2 separate regions of the Mus musculus genome follow, and region 2 is linked to region 1. Evidence: chromatin loops called from intact Hi-C (ENCODE). Cell type or tissue: gastrocnemius. All regions are shown on one strand.

Region 1 (8,000 bases):
GGAAATGCCACCGATTTAACTACACTGGATGTGGGGGAAATAATAATAATTTTACTACCAGAAGGAGATGTCTGAGATCATGTAAAACAGGTACGAAAGACATGCTTCCCATTAAATCACTGATATTTGGAATGATAATTATGCTAAAATCATGAAATACTTATGAAATAAATATTTCCTTACTTATAGGAAGTAATATAATGACTTAATGACTATTCTCCCACCAACTAAACTTAGATAATGCTGGTAGGTATGCTAGCTATAACTGTTCTGCATTTTTTTTTTTTTTACAAATTATCCATTTACAACAGGTTCAAAATTTTTAATTTTTTTAAAAGATTTTTTACTTTTTTATTTATGTGTATGTGTGTGCATCTGTATATGGGTGCTCTGTGTGTGCAGGTGTTTGCTGAGTCCAAGTCGGGTATCAGGTCCCTGGACCTGGAGTGACAGGGCTCTATGAGGCTCCTAAGGTAAACGCTGGGAAGTGAAGTCAGCCCTGTGCCAGGGCAGTGCACACTCGTAATAGCTGAGCCAGCTCTCTGCCTCAAGCTTCTTTCTTAAACATTTAAGACCTAAGAATTTATTTTTAAGAAATTTGAGTTAGAGTTTCTCTTTGTAGCTCTGGCTGTCCTGGAACTCACTCTGAAGACCAGACCGGCCTCAAACTTAGAGATCTGCTTGTCTCTGCCTCCCGAGTGCTGGGATCAAAGCAGGAGCCTCCATGTGTGGTTGAAAGTTCTCTTTTAATACACAAAACCTTAATGTCCTTCTGCTCCCCCCAAGTATAATAATGATATAATACAATAAAAAGAACATAGAAATTAAATAAAATATTACTTGAATAACCAAATGTTTATTCCACATCTATCCTTTTATGAAGGCGATCATGCATTTTTACCTGAATTGTACTATACTTACCCAGGCTTGGTGACTATAATACATGCAAAATGACTTTCTTAGGGTGGGACTGAGAAGAAAGGAGGGAGGAGGGACTGAGATTTAAATGTCAAGTGAATACATTAAATAAATATATGTACATATACAAAATAGGTTATTTTACAAAAATATGGAGACAAATTAATTTAGGGAATTTTAGACAAATTTTTATGTATTCTCTTCTTACTATTATTTTTTTTTATCGTAGGTCTCATCAAAAACAAGTCAAAAGGAGTAGTTAAGATTCAGAGAAGAAAGGCGCCCTTCGTGAAAGTTGTATATGAAAGCATTAATTAGTGCTAAGATATAAGCACATTAAATTTTTACATTAGTTTCACTAAATATTCCTATACGGTGCTTCTACTGTGATTTTTATTCTTCTACAAACCAGTGTCTTGTTTCCATTGGTGACCATCTATTAGAAGATATATTTTCGCCAGTTATGATCACAAACATTACATACCCTTGACAGTCTAAACCTTTTCGAATGATTTTAATTTTTAACAATGTGAGAAATAAAATCTTTCATCCTGAGCAATCATGTTGACTGTCCCCCTTACTGTCCCCTGCGCCACTCTGCACTTGCTTCCTTATGTAGAACTTGTTGATAATCTCGTTCAGTTAGGAAAGTGCAATCGTACAGTGTGATTTTATTTTTACTTGTCAAAGAGGATAGGACACAACGCCTTAAGAAACCATGAAAAGGCAGAAGAGATGAATGCGTAGTTGAGAGTAGCTACTTCTTATCCATAGGACATGAATTCCTAGGACAGCACTTTCCTTGGGTAGGTAACAGCCATCTGTGATTCCAGTTCCAGTGCTCTGCTGTCTTCTTCTGGGCTCCACAGGCACCTGCCCTCACTTCACACACACACACACACACACACACACACACACACACACATACACACACACACACACACACACACTCACTCACTCATGCATGCACAGATACACATGCACACATAAACTAAAAAAAAAAAACCTGAAGCTTTCTACATTTCCGTCAACAATTACGTCAATTATTGTATAAAACTAAACATATTAAATACCAATTATAAAATTATACACTGTATAAATGCTTCCAGCTCAAACTGTTTAGGTAGCACTGGGTCCATTTGCACAACAGAAGAAAGAAGAAAATGTTGCTAATTCTGGCACTTATTTAGAGGGCGCTGATTTTTCTACCAGTGGTTCTTATTTTATGTTACTTTTATGAAGTTGGTGTTTGTTTTTATTTTCATACTCTTTGGGGATTCCATTCTTTCTAGACTCCTTGATTTGAACTCAGAGGAACACCTGTGTTTCCTGCATCCTCTCTGCTGCATAAAATCCCTTATCTTCCCACTACTCCTACTCAGGAGTAGTCCTTGAATGATTCATACACAGTCACTTTCCTAGACAGTGTTACTCAGAACACTGAAAAAGAGCGACTGGGATAGATTGGTTTCTAGTAGTTTATTTTATAAAAGGATACCAGGGCAGAAAGTGGAAGATGGATAAAAAAGGTGAATGAGGAGAGAGAGAGAGAGAGAGAGAGGGGGTGGGGGGGGGAGAGAGAGAAAGAGAAAGAGAATGTAGCAGATGTTTACCAAATAATAGTTTTGTTACTTAAATAATATTTGTTACTTACTTAATATAGTGAAAAAATATTTAAAAAGTAAGTTTAAACATTAGTTTCAATGAATGAATATATTTTTATGAAATTTAACATTTTCATGAATAATCCCCCAGCAAAATATAAATCAGCATATGATGATACAAATGTGCCAAAATCATGAGTAAGAAAGCTTAGTGATCAAAATTTACAATCATTCTATTAAAGTGAACGATAGGGACTAAATGCTCCCCATTGGTTCTTAACAAACACCAACAGCCTTAGTTTTATAGGGAATATAAAAAGGCAAGACACAGAAATTAGTTCCAAATAGTATGCTGTGTCAAAATTCCTTCCATATGTTTATCATAAATAAAAAAATCCAAGAAAGCTCCATGGTCAAGGGGGAACGTTTATTAAACTCAGAGGCTCTGGCCTCCTGTGTGTGTGGTTGAGACGCTCTATTTTCTCACGGTTTGGAGCCATTTGGATTCATAGACAAAGAGGAGAACAATAATGCTCTTTGGAAGACGATCAGTCATTGACCATGGGGGAGGGTGGTGGTAAGACACCCCAGGAAGATGATGAGTAGGTAGTGAAATAGTTTTCAACATTCCCTCAGACTTTGTAATACACCGTGGATGACAGCACACTCACCGGGGGAAAGCTTTATCGTTTCCCTGAGTGTGACTTGGGAAAGGCTTTGCCCTTCCCGTGGATCTCATGCATCGAGGTCTTTAACCCGGTGGTATCCATATCAACAATACACATCAATGCAGGAATTCACCTCACCCCGTATATATTGGACACTTCCCCCACTACTGGCCAAAGTTCAGGGGATGTCAAGGGAGAGGAGAGGAAACATGGACTAAGTTAGAGGACTGGAGAAGCTGTATGAAATCCTGTCCCCTGGACATGACATGGCTGTCACAATGAGCGCACAGAAGCTATGGTTACAAGACCTGCACCAGATCAAGCCAGTCATCATTCCACCATGGTAGAAGAGAAAGACCACACCCCCCACACCTGGATGAGACACTATTGACTGTAGATGCTTGCCGGGAGAGAGCGACTTTTCTTTAGGAGTAAGGACACTGATAGATTCCCATATCCCAAAGATGTCCCTTTTAGACATGTGCATATGAGCAGCACTAATTAGACTCAATAAGTTATTAAAAGAGAGAGAAAGGAGAGGGGAGACTTGAAGTGGGAAGAATGGAGTTAGGGGGAGATATGATCAGTTTATATCAGATATATGTGTAAATATTTCAAAGGTTCCAAAGAATAAGAATGTTTTAAGCAAAATCTCAAGAGGAGAGAATGATTCTTTTGGCAAATTTTGTATTCTAGTTGCAGTCTGACTGTTTAACCTGGTAGACGATCAATTGATTTGTGCTCAGTGGGTGACTATTCAGAAACTTCTTTCTGGTGATTAAACTTTTGAAGAGCTGGATCCTGGAGATAATGAATATGCACGAAATACAGTCTTTGGGAAAGGTTAACTCAGGTTTAAGTTTTGGTCACATTGTTTTGAATGAATACTTTGCAAACTTAAAAGAAGTTGGCTTGTTAGAAGGTGAGGGACATTTACCAGTGTGTTAGGAATTGTTGAAAATCTGATTTGTAGTCCTCATCAGCTGTTTAGAAGTCCTACATTGGGCATTTGGTGTGTGTATGTGTGCACGTGTGCGTATTTGAGCACACACACACACATACACAGCGAGAAAGAGAGAGCGAGCAAGCGAGCGAGCGAGCGAGAGCACATCATATCTTTTCTAGTTGAGAGTGAAAAAGGAATAGGACTTTGACTCCCGCCAACAAGTCAGGTTTTATGATTTGAGAACAGTTAACACTAGGTGGCAGGAGAAGACTGCAGATATCTAATGCCTCAACTACCACAAAACTCCGTATCTTCCCACAGGTCTTCAGAGTCTCATTCAAAAGTGCATCATGTTACTCTTTAATTTATGCATTATGTGTATTACCAATCATTTTATAGTTATAAATACTTATATTCTAGAGAACGGGGTGGTAGTAAATAAAATGAATGAAAGTGTGAAGAAAATAGGATAAATCATAAATTTCTAAAGACACATAATTTCCCAAATTATACTGACAGTAGGGTGAATAGCAGTGTCTCCTAGTATTGAAAAACATTAAAATTATCTGTCGCCTCTGAATTGAGTGATTAATTTGTTTTTTAGATATATTAGTCATTTACAAAATGACCCATGGGTCAAGATGTCAAATGCAAATTTAAATTAAAAAAACTTTCATTTTCACAATCAAGATTAGTATTCGAAAACATGAAGCATTTCATATCATGCCCAGTATAAATTGCTGCCATGAGAGGAGAAAGCATCATTTTCAATGTGACCTAACTCTGTTCCAGAAATAGAATTATTTTAAATCTTTCTTGGAAAGGGTATTTCTGTGTCTCAAATGAACCGTTCACACGTTAATTCTTGGTCTTGATTTACTACTGGTCCATATATACTTTTCATTCAAACAGGAACACTCCTGAGCATGGAAGGAGAGCTCCCTTAGAACTGAGAAACTAGGCCCCCCTCCCCCCAGCCTGCTTATGGCCAGAGCCCACTCCACCTTTCTTAAACCAGGCATTTCTACATTTGTTACATTGAAGTCCCACCTTCCTGTTTGCCAGTCCCTACTCTTTCTTCTCTCAGCAGTCTGTCTTCAGATTCTCAGGAACACCACTAGTCGGACAAGTTCCCACAGGAGTTCAAACCCACCAAGACATAACAAGAATCAGGCTTTGTGGAGAGATAAAATTTTGGCCGACTCTGATGTAATTTGACTCTCTTGGGGAAAGACATTATGAAATACTATAAGAAATACTACAGGCTCATGAAAGCACTTAATTCCATGTGTGGATGACAGGCATAGGTTGCTCACTTCAAACTCACACTTTGCACTTGTAAAAATCTGACGCACAGCAAAACTCACTAAAACATTATTATTTACCTTTGATAAATGATTTGTATAAATATAGCAGAATTAGTTTTTTAGCTGCAGTAGTGGCATATTCACTCTCAGGAGTAAAAATTGTTTTACCAAATGCAATTAATTATCCTTTGCTTTGGAAAAACTCCTAACAACAGTTCCTAGGTAAAATAGTACAATATGAAGTCAACTTACTTCCTTAATAAATTTTCTTTTTGATGTAAGTGCATAAGAATTATGTGCTTCTCAAATAGCGAATTCTTATAGGGGCTAGAGTACATTAGATTTTAATTACATTAATTATTTAAAAATAAATAATGGATTTTTCATGATTAAAAACACAAAAGAATTGCTATTTCTGAATATTGTAACAACATTTTCACAAAATAATTTTTAAAATAGTTTCTTTGATGACTCTAGCACATTTACTAGGAATGAGCTATCTACACCATGCTCCATGTGATAGTGTTTTGTTTTGGTTGTTTTTAAAGATCTGTGTTTCTAGGCATAGCTATAGAAACTCAAGTGGTCAGTTTAGTCAGCAGAAACCTAAATTTGTCACACATGACTTTGGTTGAGGTTGTCTAACATGTGGACATAAGACTTTTAATTAGCATCCTCCTGATTAATTGCCTTGTGAGGCATGGCCCACCTCATCAGGGGAACCCATCACTTCATTTAGAGACTTCGTTACCTTTGAGCTACATAAAGGACCACAATGGAGGCTGCAGGTCCTGCAGTAACATTTTAACGTGGACAAATGCCACTGTTCCTCAAAATGAGTTTCATCTGTGCATCATTACTCACTATACAGAAACACAGATACTGCATGGATGCACTCTGAGTGGGAACCTTTGAAAGGGGCCTTCTGCATGGGAGCACTCTGAGTGGGAGTACTCTGCATGGGAGCACTCTGAGTGGGAGTACTCTGCGTGGGAGCATTTTGCATGGTTTATGCCCTGTATGGTTATACTGGTAGCATTCTTCTATGCTTTGTCCACTCTCTTTTAAATGGTCAAAACAGAAGACACTTCTTATTTGGTCTTAATTTCCTGAAAAAGAACTATTTTTAGTGTTCATCTGAAAGTACAAACTTGATCACCACTAATCAGATAATTTTAAGTAGCTTCAGTGTGTTCTGGGGAAAGATGACAATGTAAAACACACGTAGAATACATAAGACTGAATGAATGTACTAACAATACCCCATTGGCTCGGAATCACCTGATTTTTGGAAACAGTTTCATTTAGCTTTACCATAGCTATCCAAACATTTGTGTCATACTAAAGCACACACTTGAGAAGTTTCTTCAATCTTTTCACTTGTTTCTACATGTCTCAGCACAGTCCAGCTTCCCCAAAGTCCTTATAGCATGTATTCATATTTTTTTCATGTTCATAACGTGGTAACTTTTAATGACCTTATTATTGGGAAGTATGTTTACTTTTCTTTCTATGAAAGACACATGTATGATACTAACAAGAATTATCCAGACTCTTCATGCACCACAGCCATAAACCTACATACACAACCAATAATTTATACTAAACACTACAGGTTGTATTAAATTTCCCATTTACAACAGCACCATGTATATCTATTATACAGGAGAATGATTGCCGGCTTGTGATCTTTCAGGCATCATCTAAAAGAACGAACCCCTTTACTTACTAAGACTCTGCTGTGTTTGAACAAATCCAATGAGTGAATCAAAAACATGTTAATGCTTTAATACTTACTGGAAATGTATGTAGCTTTGTATACACCAGTCTGTGTCTCAGAGGTCAGATATTCTTAGAAATGGATACAGGAGCATATATGATGATCATTTAGAAGTTAAAATCTAGTATTTGTTTTGCCTGAACTTTAAGCTGTAAACATCATACTTAAAAGTTCTGTCAGTATTGTCCCAGTGAGTATAAACATCTGCAAGGGGACATGATTACTCTCTACTGCTTTCCTCCTGAGCCCCTGTGCAACATGCGACTCCACATCAGAACTCTGTGGTTTCACCCAAGAATGTGTTTTACTGTTTTTCTGATTAATGAGTTATTATTTTAGGAGGCAGTAGTGATTTATAATGCTGACTTTTCACCCCATGAGCTGAAGGAAACAGCACAGGAAAATATAATTCAACAGTTCCCTATAGAAAGCAAAACTAAAGTGTCCACAAAGTAACTTCCCAGTTTATCGCCGTCTCTTAAAACTACATTGTGTAGTTCAGCTTCTTACACAGACTTTCCATTTTCAGTGATGGAGATGGTCAATTATGTCCCATATTTCTAAACGGATGCATCCTATTCTATATCCATATACAGAATTAAAGATTCTGCAATAAATCTCCTCCATGGATCAAGATAGGAAACATTTAAAAATGGCGGTGTCTTTCAGGAACACGATATCCAGAGATTCTGCACCCTGTGTCTTTAGTGCGGTTCCTCATCTGCTAGGACTTTGAGCTCCTCATCTGCTACTTGGTTGTAGTAGCTTCGCTATTCG
Region 2 (8,000 bases), 160 kb after region 1:
CATCAAGTGCTCTCAGTTGTGCATCTCTGTTCTAGTTCTCATTTACTGCAAAATGAGCTTCTTTGATGAAGGTTGAGTGATACACTGATCTCTGGGTCTAGCAATATGTCAGCAACACTTATTTTATAGCTATGTTCTGTTAGCAGAATCATAGCAGTACTTTTCTCTAGGGCCAATTACCTATCTCATAGTCTCAGGCTCCTGGCCACTTTAGCAGTGGGTTTGAGCTATATCTCATAGAGTGGACCTTAAACCCAATCTACAAATAGTGAGTTACTTCCTTAACATTTGTGCCACTCTTGGATCCGTGTGTCCCAGTTGTAGGTCCCAGGGTTTATAAATGGTTGATTTTGATGGTTACTTTCTTCCTCCAGTCGCACACAAAGTACTTTCTAGCATTATAAATGCTAGTCAGTAGGAGTGAAACATCCATTTGAGCACCAGCTTAATTTCTCCATATTCAATAGTTTGAGTAAGTGGTGTCTCCAACAACAGGTCTTACCATACTAGAAAATAACGAGCAATCTTGGCACTCAGAACCTGTGATGGTTGGCATGTGTGTGTCTGGAAAGAGCACTGTGGGATGGATCCCTTTGGCCAGTATTTCAACAATATGTAACTCATTTCTGCTATTGAAGGTTTTACTAAGTGGACTTAAATATCTAGTTGGAACATAGTCTTTCCCATTATATGGTAACTCCATTTAAATTCCTTTTACATGTGCAAATAATTTAGGAAGCCTCTACAACGATTGAAAAGCTGTTTCCACAGGGCTAATCAAAAGGCCCTTATTCACACCATTCCTATAGAATTATTCCTGTAGGTATAATAAAACCATTAACACATTAAAAAAAAGAAATTGAAGAAGACCTCAAATGACAAGTGATATCTCATGCTCATGGATCAACAGGATTAATATGAAAATAGCCATTCTGCAAAAAGCAATGTACAGATTCAATGTGATCTACTTCAAAATGCCCACACAATTCTTCACAGAAACTGAAAAAAATTTATACTTCAATTCATATAAAAACATACATGCAAAATAATTAAATAGATAAATAGATAAATAAATAAAACTACCCAGGAAATCGTTTAAAAAAAACCCAAGAAGCAACAAACCAACCAAATTAAAAAAAAAACCTAAAGCTACTAGAAAGATCACTACCTTAGGTTTTATGTTATATTACAGAGCTATAGTATTTAAAACAGTACAACACGGATATAAAAACAGACACATTGATCCATGTAATACAACTTAGGACCCAGACATGATTCTATAACATCTGTAGTTACCTGATATTTTACATAGCCCCCCCCCCCCCCAAATACACACTAGAGAGAAGACAGCATCTTCATCAAATGGTGCTGGTCAAACTAGGTGATTTCACGTAGAAAAATTAAAATATATCCATAACATCACCCTGTACAACTCCCAACTTCAAATAGATCAAGAGCCACATACCTAGAGTCTGATAAAAGAGAGAACAGGAAATAGGCTTGAACTCACAAGCACAGAAAGGATCTTCCATGACGATCCTCATCCTTTCCATCAGAAAACGTGACGTGATTCTTGTTATTTAGAATTCTGCAGTCACTGAGCTCATTTAGGATAAGCAAAGGTTAACCACTGATGACCAGAGAAATGAGACTTCAATGAAGCTGCACTTAAGAAGGGCAGTACTTCTTGGCAGCAAGTGCTGCTGAGGAGATGGAGAAATGGGTACTCCAACACTGTTAGTGAGAAAGCCCATGAGTGCATTTACAGAAAATTGTATGAAGCTTCCTTAAAAAACTAAATAATCGTACTATCAGATGATCCAGTGGCCTACCAAGAGGGCATGTATTTGAAGGAGATGAAACCATTAAATGGAGGAGACAGCTTCACCCATGTTTAATAACACTATAATAGAAATGAAATGAGAAAAATTAAGTGTCCATTAAATAATACAGATAAAGAAAGTATACTGCATTTTTTCATAGACTACTATGTAGCCATAATAGCAACCTCAACATCCTGTTATGAGCGGCAAAATGGATGGAACTGGAAATCATTGTGCAAAATGAGCTAATCAGGAACAGAGAGACAGGACTGTCAATGTGTGTGATATTAGGCATTGATCTTCGAAAACTTTAAAGCAGCATGGGAGTTATTAGAGGCAAGACATATGAGAAAGAAAGTCAGAAACAGGTTTACCAATGTTACTAAGTTATAGTAGGAGGGAAACAAAATCTGGTGAGAGTAAGACCAATATGGATAAAAAGGAATGGATTGTATAGCTCAAAAAGCTAAAGAAAAGAGTCTTAAAAAGTTTTTGCCAGAAAGAAAATGAAAAATTTAAGGAAAGAAAAATTTAGCCTAATATAAACGGTATAAGTGCATATATGTATAAACATCATGGCATTCCATTAATGTACACTTTTTTAAAAACTATCACTTAAAATAAATTTAATTTATGAAAAAAGCATCAACAAGACTTTTCCACTTTGTTTGAGTTAATATTGTATACTTACACTTATAACTCCCAGAGCAAAAAATTTAATTGACTTCATTGTAGTTTTTAAAATTTATTTTATGTAAATATATGACTGTTCTGTGGGTACATGTGCATGTGGGTAAATTATTGTGCACTTGTCATGGAGCCAGCAGAGAATTCATTGCTCTAGGGAGTAGTTTATAAAACACCATCTCATTGCTTCCCCTGACTACAGACATTTATCTTGTGAATCCTCATTAATTTTCTTTTATTCTACTTCTGATTTGGGATCAAATCAGAGCTGAGAAATTCCCAATTCCAATAGCTCTTACATTTCTAGATCCATTATACAAATGTAGGCTTAGCAGTTTTGCTCTGTAGTCTTTGTCTTATGCTACTGAAGGATTTGCCCTAGAGAATCATTTCAAGCTTTCAGTGAGAGCATTATATTCAGCCACTTGTAATAAACTTTAAAAAAAAGTCTGTATTATTTACATTGAATTCATCCAACAAGTATAACATGGGACTACCACATATGAGTGTCAGACTTCAAGATGTATTTAATACTAGTGTTCTTGGTTAATATTAGCACATTTACTTTAAAATCTGTTCAAAATTCAAAGCAAATAAATGGAATCCAATAGTCAATATGTTTATAACAAATAAAAGCATAAATTTAAAGCATCAAGTAAAACAAAAAAATGGTAAAACTGTAGTAATTGGCATACAAAGTAAGAGAAATGGAACTATTGGGCCCAGAAAACACAGGTAACCTGGATTTCAGTTCTGGGTAAGCTGGTCTATGCTGTCCCAGAGCAGAGTTGGACTACCGTTCTGCCAAAGTTACCTTAGTACTATTCTCTGACCAACACTGGCTCAGCTGCCATTCACATGGTGAACAATGAAGCTTCTACGTGCTGTAGAAGATAATTTACACAGAGACTCACAGTTGGGCAATGTAGAGAGAGTGAGAGGCTCTGGAACTCGGCTCTAAATGGGATGTCTTTAGACATCCAAAGCCCCTTAAAGTTTAGGGATCTACATGGAAGAAAGAAGATTTTAAGAGCCAGCGGTGGTGGATGGCTACAAGGAAACAACATCATCTCGATACATAGGAGTGATGCACAAATGAGGTCACAGAGACAATCCTGACAACATACACATGACATCACAGGTCCAAACCAGACCAAATCCCAACACTGAGAAGTAGAATCCCACCTCTAACAAAGAAGCTGCAATTGAATGCAGTCACAATTGATACGTTCTACAAAAGTGAAAAATCAATTTAGTTGGCCAGTGTAAACTAGACCGCATTTCTTGTGTGCTTTTTGTGTTGTCTTTCCTTGTTGGCCTCTGTCTGTATGTGTGAGTCTCATATTTTGATTTTTATATATTTTTTAAAAACAGAGAGAGAGAGAGAGAGAGAGAGAGAGAGAGAGAACGTGAAATTATCTGAGTTTGGAGATGAGAGGATCTGGGAAGAGTTGAGAGAAGGTAAGTATGATCAAAATATATTATGTGAAACATTTAAATAATAAAAATACATTTATAAAAAAATCAAACAAGTGAGCAAGCAAAATCTCTGTATTTGGTAATCATTTGAAATCTCTAGGGCCTGTGATGCAGAAATAGATGGAGCTAGGCAGAGTCCCTTGGCTCCCTAGGCAACCTGTCTGGTGTGATTAGCAAGCTGCAGGCCAGTGACAGATCCTGCCTCAAAGGACAAGAAGTATTGTGCCTGAGGATAAATGACCCCTGAGATTTGTGCTCATACACAAACATATGCATGCACCCCTCAAAAACCCAAGTTAATGGGTAATCAAATTGTGGTACATGCAGGCAAAGGAATATTTCTCAGCAATAGCAAAAGCCACTAAAATATGGATGAACCCTGTCATTTGCTGAGTGAAAGAAGCCAGTATGAAAAGGATACAAACTGTATGAAGTTAATGATGTGAACCTCAGGAAAAGGCAAAACTACAGAACAGAAAGATCTACCTACAGCAATTAGGTGGGAGGGGAGGAGGATAATATGGAATATTTGGAACATGTAGGACAATGAAACTAGTTTTTAAGTTACTATAATGGTGACTATGGAACTTCCCACAGTTTTCAAAAATACATAAAGTTATACAATAGTGGATCCTAATAAAATTAATTAATTTCAGTTAATGTGATGTTCTGGTTTATTAATGTTAAGAAATATGACTTTCTGTTAAAGATCAGAGTCCTTGTAAACAGGGGAGCAAGGCAGTTCGTGGGAACTCTGACTCACTTAACTTCCTGTAAGTCAAAACTAATTATAGCTCGTTAACTAAAATATTAATTAATGTGGTAATAACAGTTGGAACTAGGTTCACTGAAACCTTCTCGATAAGCACTGTACTGGCTGGTTTTGTGTGTCAGCTTGACACAAGCTAGAGTCATCAGAGAGGAAGGATCGTCAGTTGAAGAAATGCCTCCATGAGATCCAGCTGTAAGGCATTTTCTCAATTAGTGGTCAATGTGGGAGGGACTAGCCCATTGTGGATGCTGCCGTCCCTGGGCTGGTGTTCCTTAGTTCCATAAGAAGGCTAGCTGAGCAAGCCGGGAGAAGCAAGCAAGTAAGCAGCACCCTCTATGGCCCCTGTATCAGCTCTGGCTTCCTGTTCCAGCTCTGCTTGAGTTCCTGTTCTGACTTCCTCCATTGATGGATTGTGATCTGGAAGTGTAAGCCAAATAAACCCTTTCCTCCCCAACTTCTTTTTTGGTCATGGTGTTTTGTTGCAACAATAGAAATTATATTAAAAGACTTATCAACATGAATTATTGTATAAAAATTGTTTTTTAAACAGCAGAGCAAAAGGTAATTTGTGACTCACTTAACAAAATATAATCTACTGTATCAAAATGAACTTTATTAGAAAATAACACTAATGTGTACAAGACAAATTATCCTAAAGGCCCGTGAATGACTATTTTTTACTTATTTTACAGTATTATTCAAAGTTATGATTCGAGACTGAGAATTAGCTCTGCCATGTTCTTGGTACATGGGATAGTTTGCCAGCACACAGCAGTAATTGAATATCTAAGGTTTGTCACCGTTGTTTTGTCTCCAATCCACACCATTGAGAAATTCCAGTAATTTTCTTTTTTTTTTTTATAGTTCTGGGGTGATGGGGAGTGACAGGGACAGGTGAGAGGAAACAGTTCTCAAGCAATTACAAATGTTTGCCTCTTCAATTTAATGGATAAGCTGTCCAGTGCTAAGATTTATTGTATGGCTTCTCCCCAGAGCACGGGGAGGGTGGGAGGGAGGGTCATTCATTGCCATTCCATCACGTGTTGAAGTGCAGCTGTGTTTCAGCAAATCCTGATGATTACACAGGGAGAAAACTCCCAGCAGTTGTTCAGACGTACATGGTTTTCACACATATCAGGTCTTCAGTGTTTACTAAAGTTGAAAATGTCAAAGTCAGACCACTTTCTACCTTAAACAATAGTAAAACTTTAATAGTGGGGGAAATTAAAAATGATTCTATTTTTCTAATCTTCAGACATTTTATCTTACTTTTACAAGTTCACTGATTAGATCTTTTAATTTTTGTTTCATATCTGAAAGGAAAAAATTAGTCAAAATGTTCACTAATTATTTCTTTCCTCAGAGGTAATAAACAATAAAGCAGTAATGATTAAATCCAGAATATATTGGTTTTCTATTTCTTTGAAGAGAAGAACTGAATTAAGGTAAATCAAAAAGCCTACCATGGACCCACTTTTAAGTGAAATGCATTAATTAGTTCCAACAGGAAAGCATGAATTACACACTTTGAAAAGTAATATAAAGTATATGCAATTGCATTTTGGAATTATAACTCATTTTTAATGTCAGTTTTTTATCAAAGTATTTAGTGGGAACAATGGCTATTTCAAGCCTAGGTGGCAGATGTGTATACTACCACAGGTCTTTGGGGATCCTGGTGTATGAATCAGGAGGGGTTAGGTCATCTTGGGAACAGAGCTGGGTGTGTGTGCTTCCTGTGAGAGTGTGTGGTCTTGGGCTTACTTGTTCTAGTGAGTTCATTAATATAAGAGTTTCACAGCAACACCATCAGAATAAAGGTCCCGCAGAGAGTTCCACATTCTAGTCTTTGTAAAATCGCATCAAGGGAAAATTAACGTTGTAGGTGACATTAGTTTGCTAATTTAGTATCCTTGATACAAAGAGATTCTCATTCCATCATAGTTTGTAAAAGTATGTTTCCTTTAATACCAAAAAAAGAAGCAGAGTCAACCTAAAAATGACACAATGTGAGAAAAACTCAAATGGCCACTGGTCTCAGTTCAAATAATGTGAGCAGCTTCTAGCACTTGGGAAGGCATGGTAAAATTTCCCCTAGGGAACATCAGGAGGTATTCAGCAATACTGATTTCTCAATTTCAGCCAATGAGACTCAGTTCAAACTTCTGACCCCTTGAGCTGTAAAGTACTAAATTTATGTGGTTCTAACCCACTAATGTGGCAATCTGTTACAGAAGCAACAGGAAACTGATTGCATTTTCTCTATCCCTATAATAAACACCTATTTTAGAAAACCTTTATTCTGGGTACAAGGCACCTAGAATGACAATCTTTGTGGCCTGAAGAGATCTCTCAGTGGGTACAGGGATTAGTACTCAAGAATGAGAATTTGAGTTAGGAATTCTGGCATCCATTTAAAAGCTAGGCATGGCTACATTTTCCTCCTACCCCATGCTGGGTTGGGATAGAGACAAAATGATTCCAAGGATTTACTGGACAACCATTCTAGTACAAACAATGGGCTCCATGTTTAGTGAAAAAAATTCTTGCTCAAAACTTAAAGTAGAGAACAATACAGGAAGAATCCTGATATCGACCCCTGACCTGCACACTCATGCACATACTTACCCCTGACCCCCCACCCCCAGTCTACTTGACTGTTCTACACTGCTTTTGGCTTAAACTTAATGATGCATGTTTTACAATATGATCACCAGCCTAAGATGTGTTACAGGTCACAGACATGAATCAGCTGTATTGGTTTCTTTCTAAGTGTACCATGATAAATTACCACGACTTGGCAGCTTAAAATAGCAGAAGTTTTGTCTTTTATAGTTCTGAAGATCAGGAATCCAAAATGAATGTGTTGGTAGGATTGCATTCCCTTTGCAAGCTCTTAAAGGAAATCCTTCCTCACTAGGGAGTTCTGAATGGTCTTGGCTTGAGGCTGCAAATTCCAGTGTCTGTTTTCACATGGACTTCTGTGCATGCTGTTCCCTTCTCATGTCATACAAGTCGCTTGTCATTGGGTTTGATGCCCATGATAACGCATGGAATCCCAGTTTGGGATTCTTCTGAATAAAATCCAAGTAGGCTTTTCCTTCGCAGGACCACCATTCAATTTACTGCACTGCTTTATGGGCTTCAAATCTACACTGTTTAATTTTATAGAAACTAAGAAAGTCCATTGTCATTAATATAGCCTTCAACTTTCATAAACTCTTGGCTTGCACAAACGA

The links. Hi-C counts contacts between places; a loop is a spot of excess contacts. Peaks named below come from ENCODE experiments on the same cell type or tissue, not always from the same donor. Only the 100,000 strongest peaks of a DNase experiment are listed, where the experiment ranks them.
Region 2: a loop joins it to region 1, with 4 times the contacts of the local background. A loop is called at or near these places in 11 of 42 quality-filtered maps.

What each region holds. Positions count from the first base shown.
Region 1 is chr2:84,426,332-84,434,331 of GRCm38, reverse strand. It overlaps Tfpi (tissue factor pathway inhibitor), which reads left to right. Exons shown (of 9, transcript NM_011576.1): 8 at 1-90; 9 at 1,148-1,472. The coding sequence ends at 1,236. Among named protein-coding and RNA genes, the nearest start is that of Calcrl, 5.1 kb to the right of the region's middle. In gastrocnemius, a CTCF peak has its summit at 4,398 (motif pointing right); a DNase peak (open chromatin) is centred at 4,361.
Region 2 is chr2:84,264,110-84,272,109 of GRCm38, reverse strand. No RefSeq gene overlaps it. Among named protein-coding and RNA genes, the nearest start is that of Calcrl, 160 kb to the left of the region's middle. In gastrocnemius, no CTCF peak of the experiment used is centred here; no DNase peak of the experiment used is centred here; H3K27ac peaks cover 640 bases.